2 separate regions of the Homo sapiens genome follow, and region 1 is linked to region 2. Evidence: chromatin loops called from intact Hi-C (ENCODE). Cell type or tissue: OCI-LY7. All regions are shown on one strand. Links, peaks and the distances in the headings refer to the core of each region. The heading gives the core; the rest is flanking DNA. Region 1 overlaps FRMPD4 (FERM and PDZ domain containing 4). Region 2 overlaps TLR7 (toll like receptor 7).

What was found. Hi-C counts contacts between places; a loop is a spot of excess contacts. Peaks named below come from ENCODE experiments on the same cell type or tissue, not always from the same donor. Only the 100,000 strongest peaks of a DNase experiment are listed, where the experiment ranks them.
Region 1: it touches region 2 in a loop (4-fold over the local background); 2 of 110 quality-filtered maps call a loop at or near these places.

Annotation. Positions count from the first base shown.
Region 1 is chrX:12,497,962-12,511,045 of GRCh38, reverse strand. It overlaps FRMPD4 (FERM and PDZ domain containing 4), which reads right to left. Exons shown (of 17, transcript NM_001368397.1): 2 at 12,250-12,366. Among named protein-coding and RNA genes, the nearest start is that of FRMPD4-AS1, 130 kb to the right of the region's middle. In OCI-LY7, for the core only: no CTCF peak of the experiment used is centred there; no DNase peak of the experiment used is centred there.
Region 2 is chrX:12,889,040-12,898,406 of GRCh38, reverse strand. It overlaps TLR7 (toll like receptor 7), which reads right to left. Exons shown (of 3, transcript NM_016562.4): 3 at 8,046-9,367. Among named protein-coding and RNA genes, the nearest start is that of TLR8, 13 kb to the left of the region's middle. In OCI-LY7, for the core only: CTCF peaks have their summits at 3,925 and 4,126 (motif pointing right); DNase peaks (open chromatin) are centred at 4,156, 6,096 and 7,786; H3K4me3 peaks cover 2,515 bases; H3K27ac peaks cover 3,804 bases.

The DNA of each region.
Region 1 (13,084 bases), core at 2,039-10,038, 390 kb after region 2:
TAAAACATCTCCAATTTCCTAAGAAGCTTGTTGTTCCTGTTTCTTCTTAGAAGCCTGTGAACATTCTGCTGGTGTCTGCCTTTGGAACTGCAGCTATAACATGCCCTGAGGATCATGTCTTGTTTTCAGCAGCTTCCAAAGAAGGCCACCAGTGCTTCACCAAGTCCCATCAGTGCTCTGAGTAACGTAACTCAGGAACCAGTTCCTTAGACAGCCTCCAGACTAGCCCAAATGCTAGATGCATGGTCCGCTCTTTTGTTTTCATCCTAAAAGAGGATTCCCAAGGTGGGAGGTTTCCTGTTAGTTGCACTATCCTAAATCAGATAGGGAGAGAAGCATTGATAACAGGTATGCAAAACTTTTTAAAAGTTTCCTTTCCTTTTTGCTGGAATTCCTTCTTGGTTTTACATTGGTCTAGATGCTGTAACTTTTCAACTGGTCTTTAGAATTCTCACAAAGTTATTCTGGTCAATAACTTGTTGTTAATTTTGTGGCTCTGTGGGAGAATGAGGAACTGAAGCTTCCTAGTCCGCCATCTTGCTGACATTATCCTGTTTTGTGTATTTCTTATGTCTGACATTATTTTAGAACACTTTTAGATTTGCAGAAAAATTACAGAGTACAGAGCATTCCTGTATATGTGGCACTCAGTTTCCCCTATTGTTAACATCTTACATTAGTGTGGTACATTTGTCACAATTTATGAACCAATATTGATACATTATTATTAACTAAAGTCCACATTTTATTCAGATTTCTTTAGGTTTTACCTAATGTCCTTTATTTGTTCCAAAATTCCAACCAGTATAGCATATTACATTGAGTTGTCATGTATCCTTAGACTCCTTTTGGCTGTAACAGTTTTATCATTTATTTTTTAGGTACATAAACCAACAAATTATTTTTATCATTGAAGCCAAATTGACTTAGAATTTTTTGTTGCTTGTACCTCACAGGATTCCCAGATGATACAGATTTCTAGTCCAAACACATTGTTGTATAATGAGAAAAGTGAGGCCCACAGTGTCCTAGTGATAATCCACCATCACAGAGCTAACACTGAAAGAGCTGGGATTTTACCCCAAGTTTTTTTACTCTTATTTCTGTGCTTTATTATTCTATGCCACTTGTTGCTAAAATACACTGCAACGACACTATTTCCAGAAAGATAATTTTATTGCATCTTGAATTTCTGATAAACAGCCACACTAACTTATGAATTGGTGACAAGGTTTTGATAAACGTTTAGTGTCTTATTATAAAATAAAGGCTTTACCTAAATGCCTAAATTCTTATAATTTTTTTTTTATTTCCATAGGTTATTGGGGGAACAGGTGGTGTTTAGTTACATGAGTAAGTTCTTTAGTGGTGATTTGTGAGATTTTGGCGCACCCATCACCCGAGCAGTATACATTGTACCCTATTTGTAGTCTTTTATTCCTCACCTGCTTCCCACTCTTTCCTCTGAGTCCCCAAAGTCCATTGTGTCATTTTTATGCCTTGACATTCTCATAGCTTAGCTCCCACTTATGAGTGAGAACATATGATGTTTGGTCTTCCATTCCTGAGTTACTTCACTTAGAATAATAGTCTCCAATCCCATCCAGGTCGCTGTGAATGCCATTAATTCATTCCTTTTTATGGCTGTGTAGTATTCCATCGTATATATATACACCAAAGTTTCTTAATCCACTTGTTGATTGATGGGCATTTGAGTTGGTTCCATGTTTTTGGAATTGCGAATTGTGCTGCTGTAAACATGCATGTGCAAGTATCTTTTTCGTATGACTTCTTTTCCTCTGGGTAGATACCCAGTAGTGGGATTGCTGGATCAAATGGTAGTTCTACTTTTAGTTGTTTAAGGAATCTCCATACTGTTTTCCATAGCGGTTGTACTAGCTTATATTCCCACCAGCAGTGTAGAAATGTTCCCTGTTCACTGCATCCACATCAATATCTACTATTTTTTGGTTTTTTGATTATGGCCATTCTTGCAGGAGTAAGGTGTATCCCACTAAATGCCTAAATTCTTTTTTTTTTTTTTTTTTTTTTTTGAGACAGAGTCTTACTCTGTCGCCCAGGCTGAAGTGCAATGGTGCGATCTCAGCTCACTGCAATCTCCACCTCCTGGGTTCAAGTGATTCTCTTGCCTCGGCCTCCTGAGTAGCTGGGATTATAGGCACGCACCACCATGCCTGGCTAATTTTTGTATTTTTAGTAGAGATGGGGTTTCACCATATTGGTCAGGCTGGTCTCAAACCCCTGACCTCATGATCTGCCCGCCTTGGCCTCCCAAAGTGCTGGGATTACAAGCGTGAGCCACCACACCTGGCTAATGCCTAAATTCTTCTAGTGACATTTCTACATCAGTAATTTAAGAAGAGATACTCACTGATTTTTGTATCAGCATTTTCCCTTATGGCCCACTGAATATAAGGCTTCAGAAACAGGCTTATTCATCCATCCATCCATTCATCCACCCATCTACTGATACAAACATACATCTAAACATCTATTCAACAAATACTTATTAACTGCATACTATTTCCCAGACAATATTCTAGGCAGTGCAAACTGATTTTTGTTGGTCTCCTTTATCTCCTGTAGGAGAATAGCCATGAGTCTCCAGTAATTTCTGGACCAAAACCAAATGGTACCAACATATTCAACTTATTAATCCTTTACCCTTTTGGGGGTTTTATGTAGGAATGCGGGCTTGATAATGTGGGAAACTGAAGTTTAAATGTTGAGCTTAAAAAAAAAAAAGAACCACCTGAGGAACCTCTCATGAGCTTGGAGCAAAAGGAGAATGGTGAGAGAAAGGAGAAGCTGAGAGAACAATCTAGAACAGAATATCACCAAAAATGAGTTAAGGACATTTACACAGAAGCCTTATAAAATTCCACAATGATAATAAGCAACATTTTTCCAAAACACTATGGACAATTAACTTTTTGAAAGTACAATGGGGCTGTTTTTCTGTCGACCATTAGTAAGCGCAAATTGCTATGTAATTTTCACCTTCCTAATAATTATTTGCACTTGTATTCAGCATTCCATTGTGACTGGGCTGCCCCCTGCTATCATTTCCTGTCCTCTGTACCCCTCCCACAAAGGTGCTGGTTAGAGTGGGAGAGCAGATGCAAACCCTGTGATTGATTAGCAGACCTCCTCCCTGTGAACACCCACCAAAAGGAAGGGAGGAGTCATGGCATTTTCATATTAAAAGTTGTACTTCTCTGGTGAATGTTGACATTGTTCCTAGAACAACCTTTAAGGTAGGTCATAGGTGTCAGAGCTATGCAAGAACTGCATGCTGACAGAAGACACATCATAGAGCTTTCTGGCAACAAGTAGGACAAACTGGGGCTCTGAGGTCCATTTTTAGCTCCCTGCAACCTCAGAAAAGTCATTTTACTAATCTCTGCCCTAGTTTCTTTCAAACATAAAACATGTGTCAGCTCCTCATTTCATGGGAGGGTTTTGAAAATTTATCAATTAGTGAATTAAAAATATAAGAATGGGCTCAAATGGATGATGTTTTAGAGTAGGGATTGGCAAAGTACTATATAGCTCATGGGTCACATCCGGCCCCCAGTCTGTTTTTGTAAATAAAGTTTTATTGGAACACAACCATGTCCATTTATTTACATGTTTCCTATGACTGCTTTAACACTACCATGGCAGACTTGCACTGTTGAGTCACAACAGAGACCACATGGCCTCCAAAGCCTAAAATATTTACTATGTGACCATTTACAGAAAAGGTTTGCTGACCTGGCTTAGAGGATTACCTTGGGGTGGGGGAAGAAAAGTATTTATCTTTTTATGAGAAAACCTATCCTTGACAGGGCATGGGGATTGCTTTGTGAGGGAGTCAACAGCTAAAAGCAATCATTCCTCTTTGCTAAGCCTTTATTGAGAAGGCCATGTGAGAAATGCTTTTTTAAAAAGAGTCAAGAGGTGAGGTTGGGAGGTGATGGTGAAAGGCTAATGAGTTGTTAACAGACATGGCCTTCTAAGAAACATGAATGACCAAGGAACCCTGCCATATCCTTTCTTACTTGTGTTACTTCCCTGTATTAGCCAACCACTTACAGTGAAAATGATGACAGAAGGAAAGGGAAAGATAGGGCAGCCCACTGTTCTTTTTCTTTCAGTTCTCCCTTACTCACCAGCAAGCCAAAGGGAGGGAGTGTTAGTAGGATGTGCTCATATTAAGAAGTACAATCAAAACAATTGAGTTAGTTGTGTGCAGCATTTCTACTGTTCTGATTAGAATGAAAGACATATGCATGTCTAAGCTATGAAATACAAATTGTATCATTTCAGTGATTCTTCAGACAAGTTAATGCTCTTATATTTTCATCTGAAACTTTCATCATACAAGGATGATTAGTAAAATTCCTGCTAATAATTTAAAATTTTCATGTGTCTTATTATGAAATGTCATTAAATAGGCCGGGTACAGTGGCTCACGCCTGTAATCCCAGCATTTTGGGAGGCTGAGGCAGGCAGATCACGAGGTCAAGAGATTGAGACCATCCTGGCCAACATGGTGAAACCCCATCTCTACTAAAAATACAAAAATTAGCTGGGTGTGGTGGCGTGCACCTGTAATCCCAGCTACTCAGGAGTCTGAGGTGGGAGAATCTCTTCAACCCAGGACGCGGAGGTTGCAGTGAGCCGAGATCGTGTCATTGCACTCCAGCCTGGCGACAGAGAGAGACTTTGTCTTAAAAAAAAAGTCATTAAATAGGAAATAAAAAACTCTATGACATGTTAACAGAGAGACCACAGAAGAAGGGGAAAAGCTTTACATTTTCATACCTTTTCCAGCACTTTTATCCTGCTTTTTGAACAAGGGGCCTGCATTTTCATTTTGCAACAGGTCCTAAAAATCATGGAGCCAGCCCCATGTGCTCAGCGGCACCCTTTAAGTTCAAAAAGCATTTCTGAGTTTCTCCCAGCCTTCTCAACCTGAACACCTAATGCCAAACCTGTGTTTATGGAGCAGCCGGAGGGCATGCTCCGTGCAGCAAATATGTGACATGGCTACTCGTGACTCAGATTGATCCGAGTGTTCACTGGCTCCAAGAGTAGTGTGATCTCTTATCATCCTTGCAATTGAAGGAGCTCTTCACCAGAAATTGGCCATTGATAACAAGGCTTTATTCAAGCTTTGAGAGGAACTACAGGATAAGGGCTTGGCAGGAACTGCAGTTTCCCACCTTTTGGTGGACCACAGTATGGCACTTCTGTCACCAGCCCTCCCGTCTCAGTTGCTCTCCCCCCCTTTTTTTTTTTTTTTTTTTTTTCGGATGGAGTTTTGCTCTTGTTGCCCAGGCTGGAGTGCAATGGCACGATCTTGGCTCACCGCAACCTCTGCCTCCCAGATTCAAGCGATTCTCCTGCCTCAGCCTCCCAAGTAGCTGGGATTAAAGGCATGTGCCACCATGCCTGGCTAATTTTGTATTTTTGGTAGAGACAGGGTTTCTCCATGTTGGTCAGGCTGGTCTCCAACCCCTGACCTCAGGTGATCCGCCCACCTCAGCCTCCCAAAGTGCTGGGATTACAGGTGTGAGACATCGCTCCTGGCCCTGCTCTCCTTCTTTTATGCTGGAGTGCAGACAATACTGAAAAGGCACCTGCCTCCAAGGTGATTCCATGTCCTCTTAAGCTCAGCCAATTTACTTGGCAGCAACACCCACACCCCCACGTGGCATTTGGCACAGGCCAGAATTTCTGCCTGTGCCCCAGCCTTAGGCAATAACATCAAAATTGCTCTCTGCAAGGGTTGGCTCAATCTAGAAAGAAGAGGTCCAGAGGCCACTCAAAAAAATCAAGGGTGGCAGGCAGCCCCAAGCTAGTATTTCAATTACAGGCTGTGATGGAAACCTGGTCCTCCAGGTGCTTCTCCTTTGCACAGGTTGGCCATCCCTGTGATACTGAATGGACTTTGTGACCCACCTCCTGTACATCCCTAGGGGCTATATACAGCATAGGAGAAGAAAGAGGCGACCCAGTGCACTAGCTAACCTGCTGTCCACAGCTTGGCTTGAATGTACATGCCCCAACTCTGTTGTAGTCAAGTGGCCCAAGGAACTTTAGATAATTACAATCCCTCCAGATACTCTGGCCTGCTGGACAAATAAGGAGAGCAACTCAGGGATTTGTCCTAGAGTGAAGGCCAGATTAAGTAAGCCAGCAAAGTTTCAAGAAGAAACATTCAAGAAGAAACATAGGGAAAATGAAACAGCCTCTGAAGCAGAAGTTTGCCTAGCACAGCTCTTTGTGCCATATGCCAAATTAGATCTGGAATGATAGAGTCATTTCAGAGCTTTCCTGTTAAAAGCCCTTCCATCAACTCTGCAAACTTACCTTCCAGCTGGGAGCAGTGATTATTAACTCAGCAGATAGGTGCTTTGTCAGATTCAAAAGAAAACAAATCTGCTCCAATGAAGGGAATAAACAGCTCCTAATGTTCAGCCTGGGAAGCTTTTGTATTAACAGGGCATAATTACCTTTCATTTCATGTAATGATACTATCATATTGACTTCGTTTCCCCCATTCCAAAATTACAATATACTTTCCTCCCCTTGACTGGATGCTTGGGATCTAGGAACTCATTGAACCAAATGACATTTGCTCTTGCCATGAGGCAAGTATTTGCTTTTTATGCAGAACCCATCATGCGTACTCAAAAGCAACATATTTAAGAATTGTTCATCAAAAACACCCACAAAAAATGAGGCAAACTGCCTGTTTTCTAACATATTGCTAGTTATTAACTCTTTGGATGCTTATACACCTCACAGAATAACAGAGTAACCTATCACCAAGAGATTTCTCTTATTTCCTTCATGGGCACAACTGTTAATTTCCACAAAGACCTGCAGCATTTTATTAGCAGAGACAAAAGATAACAACTTGTGTAATCTCTCAGATCAATTTGTCCTTTGTTGGGTGTGTATTAAAACGTAGGCTTGATAAAGTAGGAAATTGGTGTCTGCTCCAAATATAAAAATATCACAGGGGATGATGGGCACAACCACAATATCCACATCCCAACTTTACACCTTAACTCTTCTTGACATTTAAAAAACTTTTTAGAGGAGAAAAAGTTTAAGGGAATTCACCACAGAGTAACAGATAAAGGGACTCCACAGAATAACAGTAAAAGTCTCATGAAATCTTGTAGTAAAAATCAAGAAAAAAATATCCAAAGAATAGCCCTAGAACTACCAAATAATATCTGAAGATAACCTATTAGACTGGGTAAATACTTTGGGGCTCACACAGAAGAATGAGGTAAGGCTTTTCTATTTCTAATTTCCATGATGACAGAATCCTATCATGTTGACTTGACTGTCTTCTGCTGTGGTTGATAAGAAAGGGCATACAAATTACTTGTATTTATTCAGATTATTATTTTCTATAGATAGATAAGCCAAAAACACATTTTACATTGACCATGGAATAGATTGGCAGATGGGAATGACTAAACTACTCCGAAGTTGAGCCAAGCCCATACTGCAGAACAAAGTGGAAGTTTCCACATCTCATTACTAATCTCTACTCTTCAGGATTCAGAGTTGAATTATTCTGCATTAAGGAGATAGTAACTCAGTTTAATTGCCCACTGTGGGAATTGCTGGTAGAATAATAGAACAGCATGTCTTGTCCAATCCTCATACAGGGCTACTTTTTGTGTACACAGGATGAAGGTGGCCAGGAAGCCAGCAGGCCAACAAGAAAAAGCCTCTTAAATTTATAACTTGAAAAATCAGGCCATGTGCTTCGGAACTGACCCTCCAGTCTCCTCTCCAACCCCCATCTCTATCCCCAGACTCTAACTTGGCTCATCATAATAATCTATTTTGCCAGCTAGTATTTTAATATTTATTTTGCTCATGTTTTAATTTTTTCCTGTAATTTACAAAACCAAAGTTCCAGATTTATGAATCATGTTACTTTGCATTAACTCTCCCTACCTTTGCAGTCAAACAAGCATATTTTTACCCAATTTAACTAAAAAATGGTGTTCCTCATTCTCTGACTTTTAAACATGTATTTTTAAAATACCTTATCTTGTGTTATCCAAACCAGAACACTTTGAGAGCAAAAGGAGGTGCTGTCTGTAATTACTTCAGAATGATACCCATAAACCAGGACTCTCCTGGGTGAATGTGACTGTATAGTCACTCATCTATAGTCTATATCTGTATCTAATCATCTATACCCATATCCATATCTATAGCTCTATCATCTATACCTATAGTCTATATCCATCTATGTATCTATACCCATCTATCTCTGTATTAATACTTACGTCAATGTCTATATTCTCTATCATCTATATGTATGTCCACATCTATATCTATTTTTATATCTGTATCTATGATTGGATCTATAATATATCTACATCCCTCTCCATCTATACCTACATCTAAAGTTATTATTAATTGATGCTGTTATTGTAACAATCACCTTAGAGTATCTCACTTTCTCTGTTTCTCTTCATTTCTCTTTCTCTTCATCTCTCCCTCTTTTATCCATTTCTCATTGGGACTCCCTCTCCCATGACTCTTTCCTTTTCCTTGTAGTTTCTTTCTTTCCATCTGTCTTCCTCCCTTCCCCTGCTCTGCTCTCTCTTAACTGGTAATAGTAAGGAACTGAGAAATTTTAAATTTGCATCTATCATATTTCTTAAACAATGTTTTCTGTTCCTTAAAACTGCATTTCATATTTCTCCAAGAATATCAACAAAAGTTGTTCCTTCTCATAGGCTGAGTCTCAGTTCTACCATCCAGAAAAATGGAGTTAATCATTTCTGTGTTCAAGCCAAATAAATGAGATCATGTGTTGACAAGTGCTTTACAGCAGCAACCATAGCTGTTCATTAGAATTACCTGGGGAGCTCCTGAAACTCACTATTTCCAGGCTCAATCCCAGACCCAGGCATCAGGATTTTTTACTGATCCTCAGTCTATTCCAATGTGTGGCCAAGGTTGAGAACCATTAGTTTGCAGCCTATACGGTATTATAAAAACATATATTAGCATGTGTTTATTGCATCCTTCATTTAACCCCGTGAATCAGTAACTCTATAGATAACAGGTTACCCAGCCCTACCCTAAATAATTGGGTATGGAAGAGGGAAGATGAAACTTGAGCACATTTTGAACTCTCCTGGGCCATGTTCTGAAAGACTCATTATGTTAGAATTATCTCATTATTTAGTTGTTAGACTCTAACTTTGAACACATAAAAGCCAACTTCCTCCCATAGCTTTGTCTGTCACTTGGAATACTTGTACCTCCATCAGAAACAATTGTCTGATGGGGGTTATTTACATCCTAAGACGAGATAAAAAAAAGAAAACATCTAAATTTCTCTTTCAAAAAATATGCAAGAGAGTGAAAAATTCAATGCAAAGGTGCTAATTATCAACCATAGATTAATTTTCAAATTGTACCTTTAACTTCTAAAACTAATGAGTACAGAAATATTCCACACTGCAAACCTGGGCTCCCGAGAACTCTGATAATTAGAATACCTCTTTGTAATAAACATTACCTAGTAAGTAAAAAAAAAAAAAACAAGGAAAGGAAAAGAATGATTGTCATTATTTATAAAACTCATTAGTGATAAAGAACAAACACTTTCCGAAGAAATACTGTTCTTGACATCTTAAAACTTTCTCTGAGAGGACTGTAGAAACTTACTTTTCAAGTAAAATGAAACCACATGGATTTGGAAAAATAACACTGGTGACTTTGGTTTTAAAACTTGCCATTTAGTAATCAGTGCAGGTTTCTCTATTAAGCTGCTGATTTGCTCTTATGTTTTAACAGTGGGCATTAGGCCAGTGTAAATGTTAAACTGACACCCAGGCTGGCTCTTAAAAATGTCAGCGATGCTAATGGTAATGCATGAAGGCAGAGCTAGCTGACGTTCCCAGAACCTCTAACCAGTTGGCCTCAGTTTGGGTTTCCACCTATTGATGGAATGACCTGGAATGTATGGGAACCCAAATCCAACCAGGGGAAAAGAAACACCTGTTTTAATCAGAGAAGTCTGATGCATACCTTCATAAACCCATCATCCATATCTTTTAAAAATTATATTTCTTCAGCCCAAAATTTTTATTGTTTTGAGTCAAAGCATCTAGTTCACCTTAACTGAGCCAATTGCACACAATCATAGCCATGTTACAAAATAGATGGTACAATATAATATTAAAAAATACTGTCTTCCTAGCAGCCTAAGGGACTTGGACAAACGGTATGAAATTATGAATTCAAACTCTGGGGTTTGAGCCAAACTATTGGCCTTTCTTCTAATCTTTGAGGTTTCTGGGAGGCCCTGCTCCCACTGCCATTTCTATGATAGTATCTCTGTGAGCATATCCTTAGGAAAGCCTTGGGAAGCCAGGGGGCCACTTTCCAGTCATGTTCAAGGGCATACTGGATCTTCCTGGGATGGACCCAGGAGTTAAGTACGTCAGAAAGAAACTGTGCTCTGAAGGGGTGGGAGTCCTGTCCCCTGTGCAGCAATTCTAGGGAAGGAGAGAGATTTGGGCTTCAGAGACTGAGAAACTGTCCACAACACTCACATGTGTTGTCCCTGTTGATACTTTCCAACAATCCTCACTTGTATGTGGTGGTGCGCGGGGGTTGGTACAAAAGACCAAATCCCCTAGAAACAATCTTGGCAGATATTTTTTATAAAAATGACCCCTCACCTCACGGTGATCCGGTGTTTGGCTAATCAGTCCATAATCAACTTGGCTGGAACAAAGAATGTAGCATGTGGTTGTGAAATAATTTTTTTTTCTGGCCTCCAATCTCTCCTCTATTATAATCAGGATAGACCCAACCACACTTCCTGATTTCAAATCTGTTTCATGAATTTCTTATAATTAAGGATATTTTGCTCAGGTTGGAGAAAAAGGGCAGTATGGACCCTTGCCATTTTGAGAAATAGAAATGCTCTTTTCACAAAACTGCAAACAAACAAACAAACAAAAAAACGAAACAAAAAAACCACTCTGCAGCCACTCCAGAAAACAGTTTGGTGGTTCCTCAAAAAGTTAAACACAGCCTTTAATTTTGACCCAACAATTCCATATGTTTCAGCAACTCCACGCCTAGGTATGTGTCTAGAAGATGTGAAAGCAGGGACTCAAATTGATGCTTGTACACCGATGTTCATAACAATACCAGTAACAATAGACAAAAGGTGGAAACAACCCAAATGTCCATTAACAGATGAATGAATACACAAAATGTGGCCTATCCACACAAGGGAACATTAAAAAGGAAAAATAAAAAAAGGAAAAACTTCTGACATGTGCTACAGCATAGATGAGCCTGAAAACGTTACGCTAAGTGAAAGAAGTCAGTGACAAAAGGACAGAAAATATATAAATTTCACTTGTATGAGGTCCCTAGAGCAGATAAACTTATGGAGACAGAAAGTAGAATAGATGTCACCAGGGGGTAAGGGGAGGGAGGAACTGGCAATTATTGTTTAATGGGTACAAAGATTCTTTCGGGTATCATGAAAAAGTTCTGGAAATGGATAGTAGCGAATGGTTGCACAACATTGTGGATGTACTTAATGCCACTGAATTGTACACCTAAAACTGGTTAAAATGGTAAATTTCATGTTATCTTTCTCTCTTTTTCTCTCTCTCTCTATACCACAATTAACAAAAAACCAGAGCACCACAAAAATCCAAAACCTAAGCCAACGTTAGTGTGAGAAATTTACAATAAAACAAATAATGTACATAATCCTTTTAGCTGATTTTTAAAAAATTACAGATGAGAAAGTAGCATTCCTGTCTTGACCACTCCTAGAAAACCTTGTAAATGAGATTCTTGCATGTCCAACTTCGGTTGTTAATCTCAGACAACGAATACAACTTGGCCTAATATTTAACGGTGGAAACTTTTGCTCTGAGCCAGGCTTACCATGCTACACAGTGACTTGTCATTCGAAGATGGTGCCTGTCGAAGAATGAAGCAACCCAACATCACAATATATAGAAATATAAATGTATAGAAATAAATATATAAATATATAGAAATATAAGCAGCTGGCTTAAGAGATCCAGCTGCTTTAGTAATGGCCTCCAAATGCCTATGAGTGCCTAATTTAAGTATGTTCATTCTCATAAACAAAGATAAAGAAGTCCATTGGCCAAGGATTCTATTGTTCATGCCATCTGTTTAACCTACTTGATGAAGTAGTCTCGCCCATCTCGGTTTGCCGTCATCTCCCATCCATAGGGCGGCACCTGGCTCAAGCCCCAGGTTCCCGAGGGAGGCGGCCAGCCTGAAGACTTCGTCCTGTGGCTGGAAAAGAAAAAAAAAAAAGCATCATTACACCTGACTCCTGAACATTCCTTCTGAGACAAACTCTGGAAGGAGAATGTGACTTGCTCCTCTTAGATTGGGCAAACCCCCAATTAACGTTGCAACAAAAATCGACACATTATCTTTTACAATTTCTAGTTTACAACTTCAATTCAGCAGCAAAATGAAAGGGTAGGTTCTGGAGAATTTTCTAGGTGCCTGCCTTTCCAAGATCAAGAAGAAAGAGGAAGTAACTCCATGTGACAAGCAGTAGCAATGGGCAGCCTTGTAGTCACAGTCTGTAACCAGAGGCCTGAGTCCAGTTTCTGAAGCATCACTGAATCCTGGCTAAGCCTCCTCAGCCCAGGACCTGCAGAAATTCCTCCTTGCCCTCATGTATGCCCAAGACTTCCTCAGACCTTAACCATACTTCGGAAGGAAGTAAATGATGCTATTTTAGGATGGCTCAACATCCCTCATCACTTGGTCCTTTCACTTCAGATGAAGTTATTCACTGCATAGCCTGTAAAAGCCTTTGGGTGGTTCCAAATCCCAGGCTGGCACCACCGAAGCTGGTGGCAGGGAGCAGTGATGATGCTTTCAGGGACTCACAGTCTCAGCTACCCGTGAGCCCTTTGCAAAGAGGAAACAGCACCCCCTGCAGTCAGATGACTGCAGAGCAGGCACCCTTCCCCCAGCCTGGTGCCCACCCAGGCTA
Region 2 (9,367 bases), core at 1-8,000:
TCCATTACTCCCATTGCCACAGGAGTGTTCAACTGCATCTTTCCAGCTCAGCTCTATTCTTTGAGCTCTGTAGACTATGGGCACCTACTGACTCAGCATCTCCATCCACTTGGTGATTCGAAGGCTCCCAAATGCCATATGACTAAGACACACTCTTTGTCTCCCGCCCCCAAATATGGTCATCTTTCAGTGTTGCCTGGTTCAATTAACTCATTTTTCACATCTCACCTTGGGTGGCCTTCCTCAGGGCAGCCCGCCTCTCCTGCTCCCTGGTTTCGCTCCCTTTTCCAAGTCATCACTCTTATAGAAACCTCTTCCTTTCCTTCATCACACTTGAATCTCCTTCAGTGCAATAATCTGATTAATGGATTTCTGAATAAGCTCCAGGAGAACAGGGACTATTTCTATTTTGGCTCGCCAGTGTCTCCTCACCCTAAGCATCATGCCAGGCCCATGGTGGCCACACCATAAATATTTATTGACTGACTGACTGAATGGATGGATGGATGGATGGATGGATGGATGGATGGATAGATGGATGGATGAATGCAATCAACAGTTTCTGAATATTACATCTATGTAATGCAGAATACAAATTTCATAGCTATATTCTATACCATTTCAGAAATGCCTAGGGGAAATTGTAGAACCCAATCAATAATAATGAGTCTTGGAAATTCTTTCTTTTTTTTTTTTTTTGAGATGAAGTCTTGCTCTGTCACCCAGGCTGGAGTGCAGTGGCACAACCTCGGCTCACTGCAACCTCCATCTCCTGGGTTCAAGCAATTCTTGTGCCTCAGCCTTCTGAGTAGCTGGGACTACAGGCATGAGCCACCACGTCCGGCTAATTTTTTGTATGTTTAGGGATTTCACCGAGGCCAGGCTGGTCTCGAACTCCTGACCTTAGATGATCCATCTGCCTTGGCCTCCCAAAGTGCTGGGATTGCAGGTGTGAGCCACCACACCCGGCCAAGTCTTGGAAATTATATCTTTAGCCCCATGAAGGTAGGGACTCTGTCTATCTTCTGTACAGTAGATTCATAATGAGGGGAAACCTGCAAGCTTTGGTCTCTGCTCTGCAGGGAAGAGTCTTTTTCATGTCATGAGTCCAAGCACGGCACCATGTTTTACAGACCCGTCTCCTCAGTGTAGACAATCTGGTTGAGAATTTATTCATTTATTAGCTTCAGGATGGTACTTTAGAGGAACTTTTCTCTTCTCCCTACATTTCGAAATCAACCCCTGAAATACGGAAGGGTGGGGACTTGTCCCTCTTCCCCTTTCCTCCTTCCTATGCTTCTCACAAGAGACAGAGTGACTTGTGGGATTGGTGACAGTGGGGAAACTGTCCCTGCTGCTGCTGCCTCAAGTCTCCTGGCTCTTGTTCTCTTGGGACAGCCTTCCTATAGGTGGAGTGCACCCTCTGTTTGTTTCTGCTGCCCTAAGGTGAGCTCTCTGTGACAGGGATCCTTTGTTCTGGATTGATGGCTTGCGTTTCTTCTTTGCTACCGGGAGGCACTGGAGAGTTGCAAGAGTGCAAGTCCAAGCTATGGCCTATGGAATTCATGCACCTGCTCACTCTCAGCTGCACTGTCTGCAGTGTGAATTGCTCAGCTGGAGAGGGTGTGAGTAACCAGCTCCCTCAAGCCCCAACAATTCTGAACACTTAGTTTTATAACTAATCTATACAAAGCATGGCTATGAGCTTATCGGTAATTCTCACACACACACACACACAAAATATATACACACTTGCATGTATATGTATGCATATACACACAAACTTACATGGACAGGTATATATGTGGGTATACAGAATATATATGTGGATGTGTACATATATATATATATATATATATATATATATATATATATATATATATATATCTCAGCAAGTAAGCACCCCAACGTCTTTGACTTAATTAGCAGGCATGAAACACCTAAACATCAAGCATTCCAACTGGGATTCTAAATTCCCAGGTGAATTTCACGAAGGCTAGACTTGGCACAACTTTGGAGACCAGTGCCTCTTATAGGCAGGTAAGCCCTGCTGGGCCCATTCTCAGAAGAAACCACTCCATACCTTTGCATACAAACTCTGCTATGGTCTCCTTCAACATGGCTTTTAAAATGAAGTTTTATCAAAACATCTGGAAGAATTTAAACTCACATGTGACCATGGAGAACACCAATTATACCCAGAGTCAGGAGGAAATCAGGAGTAGGGGTGGGTAGGAACAGGAAGAACTCAATGCTGATGCTTACAAGTATCATCACAGGGTTTTATGCAAGTTAACATTTGGCGCTACTTCATACTTTTGGAACTTCTTGTGGGATCACAGGAAAAAGCAGAATTGGGGAAATCTGGGAACTTGGATCAACTAAAAGGGACTTTCCTCAGATAAGCTACAAGCAGGAAGTGGTCAGCATTCTTATGGTAAATAGAAGATTATTGAAGATGAAAAATTATATTTAAAGCCTACAGGACGTCTGGGTATCTGGGACATTTCTGGAAATTTTGATGGATTTAAATCTAGAGAAAACGAATTTTGATTGAGAATATGTAACAAATGGAAAAGCAATACGTTGAGTGTCACCCTTTAAATTAAAAAAATTGTTAAATAATGTATGAATATAGTACATGAAATGTTGAACATAAACTTTATGTACAGAGTAAGTGATGAGTAGAAAAAATTTCCCAGATACTGTATACTAAAAGAAAAATGTTAAAAATTTTCACTGTATGAAGAATATAGAATTAGCCTCTTGAGATTATGTAATTGATTAGCCAGGCGCGGTGACTCATGCCTATAATCCCAGCATTTTGGGGGGCTGAGGCAGGTGGATCACCTGAGGTCAGGAGTTCGAGAACAGCCTGGCCAACATGGCAAAACCCCGTCTCTACTAAAAATACAAAAACTAGCCAGGTGTGGTGGTGTGTGCCTGTAGTCCCAGCTACTGGAGAGGCTGAGGCAGGAGAATCGCTTGAACTCGGAGGTGGAGGTTGCAGTGAGCTGAGATCGCACCATTGCACTCCAGCCTGGGTGACAGAGTGAGACTCTGTCTCAAAAAAAAAAAAAAAAAAAAGATTATATACTTGATTAGATATCCAAAGCAATAAAAAGAATTTAAAAAGTAATAAAAAGAATTTAAAAAGTAATAAAAAGAATTTAAAAAGTTATTTATGGAGTGTTTGATAGATGTCAGACCCTGTGCTGAGTACTTTTTATGGTTTATCTTACTTAGGTTTACAATTAATCTATGCAAAACATGGCCATCAGTAATTCAGTAATTCTAATTATCAGTAATTCTAATACACACAAATATATACATGCTTGCATGTATATGTGTGCATATACACAAACATATATGGACAGCTATATATATGTGCATACAGAATACATAGGTAGGTGTGTACATGTATATATATCTTAGCAAGTAAGCGCCCCATCATCTTTGACTTAATTAACGGGCGTGAAACACCCAAGCATCATGCCTGTTCACCAACTGTCTTCATGAACTGACAGTCAAGTAGGCAAGCAGGATGAAAAAGACCTAAATCCTCAAACTGGCAAGTTACTGCATGCTTCAAAATGCTATTTATAGGGCGGGGGGTGGTGACAGAAGGGAATGGTTAGTGGTTGGATTGCTCGGAAATATGAGAGAGAGAGAATGTTCAGCTAGAATGTGCAAGAAAGATTACTGATACTCAAATACAGTTTTAAAATGGGGGCCACAGTCTATAAAAAATGGAAATGTAGGAAAAAGAGGATCGGTCACCCAGTTAACTCAAGGCTATACATCTACATCTGCATGGGCAAAAGGAAATTCATGACTGGCCCCATTTTGAGACTTAAAGCAAAAACAATGGAAATAAATGATAGAAACAAATATTCAATAGTCTGTGGCCTTCAACTTCTTTGTAAACTGCCCTCCCATCAGTAAACATTCAACACACAGCCCTACATATTTCTGTATTAATACACTGGGTATATGATAAAAATAGCCACAGACATACTTTTAAAAACATGACTATATCTGTTCTTACATTTTCTTCCCACATCCCCCTTTGGAAGCCCGTCTAAGGGTCTCAGAAGCAGAACATCAGCATCCAGGAGGGATTTCCCACCCCACTAGGTGGCGCTTGGCGCCACATAAGTAGAACCACAGCGTCTATCAGTAAGATGTTATGGAAGTTACGGTAAAGACATCCTTTTACCCACAAATGTAATCAGCAACTCTATCAGGACTTACGAGACTTCAATTCCATTAACCACCTGCCCCTGTCTATCTAATTCTGCCCTAGTGTTCTTGTTCAAATTGTCTTCACCTTTGGGCCCTAAACAGAAATGCCAGTCCTATATAGTTAAATTATACCTGTCCAAAAACAGTGCCCAGCGGGAAGCAATTTGAGTTTAAGTGCAGCTCCACTCCCGGGAAGTAGGTTGAGAGCACCAAAGTTTATACACAAAAGGAAGGAAATTGAGCACAGCTTGGGGGTCTGGGCTTTCCTTACTAAAGTGATCCCTGTAATAACAGTCCCTGGTGTCACAAAGGAAGATGTGGTGCTTCCCAAACTGCTCTGCAAGCCAGTTGCTTCAAAAGTATTCCAGGGATGCGGACTCCTGGGTCCCAGAGATTGAGCAGTTGACTTTGCCTCTCTGATCTCACCTTTATCTCTGAGTTAACCCATCATCTTTAAGATGGAGCTGCTAATACTAGCCTCATAGAGGTGATGTGAAGATTCAAGGGAATAAAGGAAGCATTTAATTTGCATTTGCTGCTTAATAGATGTGACTTCCCTTCCTCCTTCCCCTCCACCCCTTACTGAATGACATTGTCGGGATACCAGTGACTTCATCTTGAGCCCTTCTTCCTAAGATCCTCCTCACTCCCTCCTTGCCTGTCATTCCCTTTGTGGGCCTGCCCTCATGAGCAGGAGCCAAAGTTGGGATTACTTTAAAATGCATCTTCTCCATTCAGAACATGCTTCCTGTGTTCTGTTTTCTTAGGTGGCCTGTTCTGGAGAGTTGATCATCTCACAAATTAATCCATCACAATGTGTTAATGGACAGGAGTGATGTGTTGAAACAACCCTTGGAACGTTGTAAATTAACTGGGAATTTTAGTTACAATGCCTCAATCCAAAGGCAAAGAAATCAATCATGAGAAAAGTAGGCCCAGAAGAGAGATGGGAGCTATAAACTGTTTTATTTAATGCATGTCACCTGTTACTAAGTTCTGTTTGGTGGGCCTCCATCTGGACCTGGTGCAGGGATGTAACCACCATCCCAGGGTGATAGCAGGACAACAACCTAGTTCTGGCTCCCAAAACAGCCCAAGCAATCTTCTCAGCAGTGTGGTCCCCCTGGATAATGGGCCTCAGATATGGTTCATGGAGATGTTACTACAAACTTCTTTTGCTCAAGTCAACTCATGCAATTCACTGTTATGAAATCCCCTGGAATCAATGCCTCATGGTTTTGCCTTGGCCAGTGAGAAGTAAAGCAGCCATGTGTCATACAAGAGCAATATGGCTTCCTAGTTAGCCGTCTCTGTCTAGTTTTACCCTCAGTAGTTGCCACTGGCCAGAAGAATATTGAGAGCCATTTTCTGTTTGTGGGAGCCGCTGTCTGGCTCATCTTTGCTCTAGGGAAGTCTGAAAACTGCCATGAGGCCCCCAGGACTTCCCATTTCCTTCTGGATTTTACCAGACTATTTTTAGTGAGTGTTCAGTGTGAGACACTGTAACATGAACCTTCTCAGTCATTTTAAGTCTGAGCTTTTCCAAAATGTTTAATTAATATAAATTCCCAAGAGGGGGCAGTGATAAACATATGAAGACATGCAACCACTGATGTCATGACAAACATGTTAGAAATGAATTACAACCTGAGATTAGGGGAATCTTAAAGACTGAATTAGTGCTTGAAAGTTGAGATAAGTAGAAAGAATGAATTTGAATGTGTCAGAGTCCAGCCAGTGTCACCTAGGGAAGATTCCATGGAGCCAATTTTAGAAGATCATGCTCACTGAAGCAGGTGGGGGACATGTGTGTGAGAGAGACATAGGTTTCCAACCAAAAGTGCACACAAAACCACACCTTCCAAACAGAAGCATCCACCTGCAACAACGGCTGTCTTCTTTTCATTCTTGTACATTGCTTGACACTTGCTGTGGGTGTCTAGAGCCAAAAAGGAAACCGAGAGGGAGGGGGAGGCAAAAGAAGAAAGGAGGGAAAGAAGAAGAAGAAAAAATAAAAACCTGAAACAGTGTGAAACTGCCCTGTTGTGATTTCATTCTCACTGGCATGGGTGGCCCCTATGTCACCAGGGCCCTTTCCACACCATCTTATGAGTTTGGGACTTATTCTCTTTTTAACCCTCCTTCTTTTTTTTTTTTTTTTGGAGACCAAGTCTCACTCTCTCACCCAGGCTGGAGTGCAGTGGCTTGATCCTAGCTCACTGCAACCTCTGCCTCCCAGGTTCAAGCGATTCTCCTGCCTCAGCCTCCCGAGTAGCTGGGATTACAGGAGTGTGCCACCACGCCCAGCTAATTTTGTATATTTAGTAGAGATGGGGTTTCACCATGTTAGCCAGACTGATCAACCCTCCTTCTTCATAGCGTTGGTTGGCAGGTGGGTTGGTCTCTTGTTCGCCTTCAGTACATTGTTAACTTGGTAAAATGGATTAATTTTCTGTCTTGGTGTTGTCTGAAGCACATCTCTGTTTGAGTCTCCTCAATCATGTTCTTTGATCGTTTCCCTCCGACATAGCTATTGGACTTTGGAGGGTACAAATCATTCCCAATGTTTCTTAGGGTCAAGGGCTTCACCTTCCAGTAGATGCCAGGAGCAGGGTGTGCTATAACTAACTGTTTCTGGAGCACAGCGACCCAAAGCTCCAAGGAGGGATGTGCTCCCACTGTCTGTGACTAAGCCTTTCCCATCAACAGTGTTCTTGCTTACTGAGCATGTGCAGCAGAGGCGGAGGAACAATTCCAACCTCAACTCCACCCCCATGTTAAAATTGGGCCATAAATAAGTAGTAGGATGTGCAACCTGGTCCTCTTGTTCACCCGACTTAGGATGAGAAGGAGGAAGTAAATAAAAAGCATATCTCATGGGAGGGGGAAAGGCATTATAAATAAGAAGAGTGTGTGTCCTTGCTATCCCCATCACAGCTTCCTTGGAGATGGGCACAAGTTACTCACACTCTCAGGTCGCTACATCCCCTTGCATACTCTATATTCCTTGGCCACATGTAAGAGATGATCTGGACCTAAAAGAGTGTCCAGACAGATGGAGCTGGAAGTAGACCTGCAAATGGGGCCGAGAGATCCTGACTCAGGGTCAGGGCTACAATCAGACTCATCCTCTCTCTCCTCTACAAACTGCAGACACTTGTTTTGCCTTTTTCTCATCCATAACATTTGCCTTGCCAAGTGCCTCCCTTGGCTTGGATTCTAAAAATGCCAAGTCTTGCTAAGGTGTAGTATCTATCTGAAGAGAAAGGACACTTCCTGGCCAAGTCAAGGTTGAAAGGGGCTTGGACCAAGGCTTGATGGTGGAAGCGGAATTCATGGAGAATCTGGGAGTTCCTTCCGGGGTGGAGCCAACCAGAGGCCAGTCAGCAGAGAAGCCCCACGTTCAGAGCTTTGTGGGGACCGTCTGTGAACAGCTCCAGTCCTACAAAACTGCACTGAGGGCCCTCAGAAAGTTAGAAGAATGACATGTCAAGATTACCAAAGAATTCAGATAAAAACCATCTGTTGGTGTGCTGTTATTTTCCTACAACAAACCACGGTGCTTAACCTCATGTCAAAATACTCTGTGGTTTCTGAGTTGCATTATTTTCAGTTTCCCTTCCTCTTGATCCATTTCAGAAGATGTTTAAATTGTCTTCAAGTGATTTTATGTGTATATGTGTTTTAATAGAAGACAATTTATAATGACCAAAAGCTGATTTTTTAATGCCATTATCCTTGTTCTCACAGAAGAAGAACGGAAACTATGAAACACAATAAAGCTTACAGAAGTTGTGAAATAGTTGGCTCCAGCAATTTAATTACCTCTCTATTTATTCCAGAGATTGATTTGGGAATTTGTGACCCTTATTGATTAAATGTACGTTGGAAATAATTCATATAGTGTGTACTCACAGGTAAAGTAAAGCCTTTGGCATTGCCACACGTGAGGAAAATACGACATCGCCAATCTAAGGCTTGAACACATGCACGCTGTTTTCCAAATGGCACAAACACCTTTGTAGATCACTTCTTCCATGAAATAAAGCAAATTGGTCAGGTTTCAATCTTTGAACTCATGAATTTATACCCAGCTGAAAGTACAGGCATCTTAAGAATGTCTTGGTTCTTTCTGTTGTTTTTGAATCTGATAGCTGAAGTTCAAAACTGAAGCTTTCTCAATGTGAAGGTCTATAAACTTTGGTTTCTTCTCCCATCCTCCAGCAAAAAATGAAAGGAATCCATATAATTGGCATTCAAATAATTGTCATCTCTGATAAAACTATAAATAAATACACACTCTTGGAGTCCTCCTTTAGGGTTTACCATCAAAACCATCTAACGTTGCTGTATCAAGTGTGCAGATACTTACAAATATATGGCATTAGTTAACAAAACAGTTTGAAAGATATTGGATGAGGAAATTTTACTTTGGATACAGTACTTTGCAGTGCAGATAAAAACATTTAAGCAGGTAAATTATCAAAGGTAGAGAATATCACTTTGTATAAAGGCAGATCATTTAAATATTTTTCTATTTGTAGGTGGACCATATGCATTTATGGTAAGGATGTGTCTTTCTTTCTTACTGTTTCCCTATGGAACCCAGAAGCAGGCCCAAGGAAAAAGAGCAGGAAGCACTGAAGCAGCAACCACCTGTGTGGTGCCCACACTCAATCTGCACAGAATGGGGCCCTGGATGACACGGAAGCAATTGGTTAAGAAGCTGACTGAGTTTTTTTGTGTTTTTTTTTTTTTGTTCTTTTGAGACAGTCTAGCTCTGTTGCCCGGGCTGCATTGCAGTGGCGTGATCTCGGCTCACTGCCACCTCCACCTCCCGGGTTCAAGCGATTCTCCTGCCTCAGCCTCCCAAGTAGCTGGGATTACAGGCACCCACCACCACGCCCAGCTAATTTTTGTATTTTTAGTACAGACGGGGTTTCACCATGTTGGCCAGACTGGTCTCAAACTCCTGACCTCGTGATCCACCTGCCTCGGCCTCCCAAAGTGCTGGGATTACAAGCATGAGCCACCATGCCCGGCCAGCTGACTGGTTTTTTATTTCACTAAACTAACTCTAGTACATTTTGGTCTCATATAGAGAGAGCTTGAGTTTTTTTTA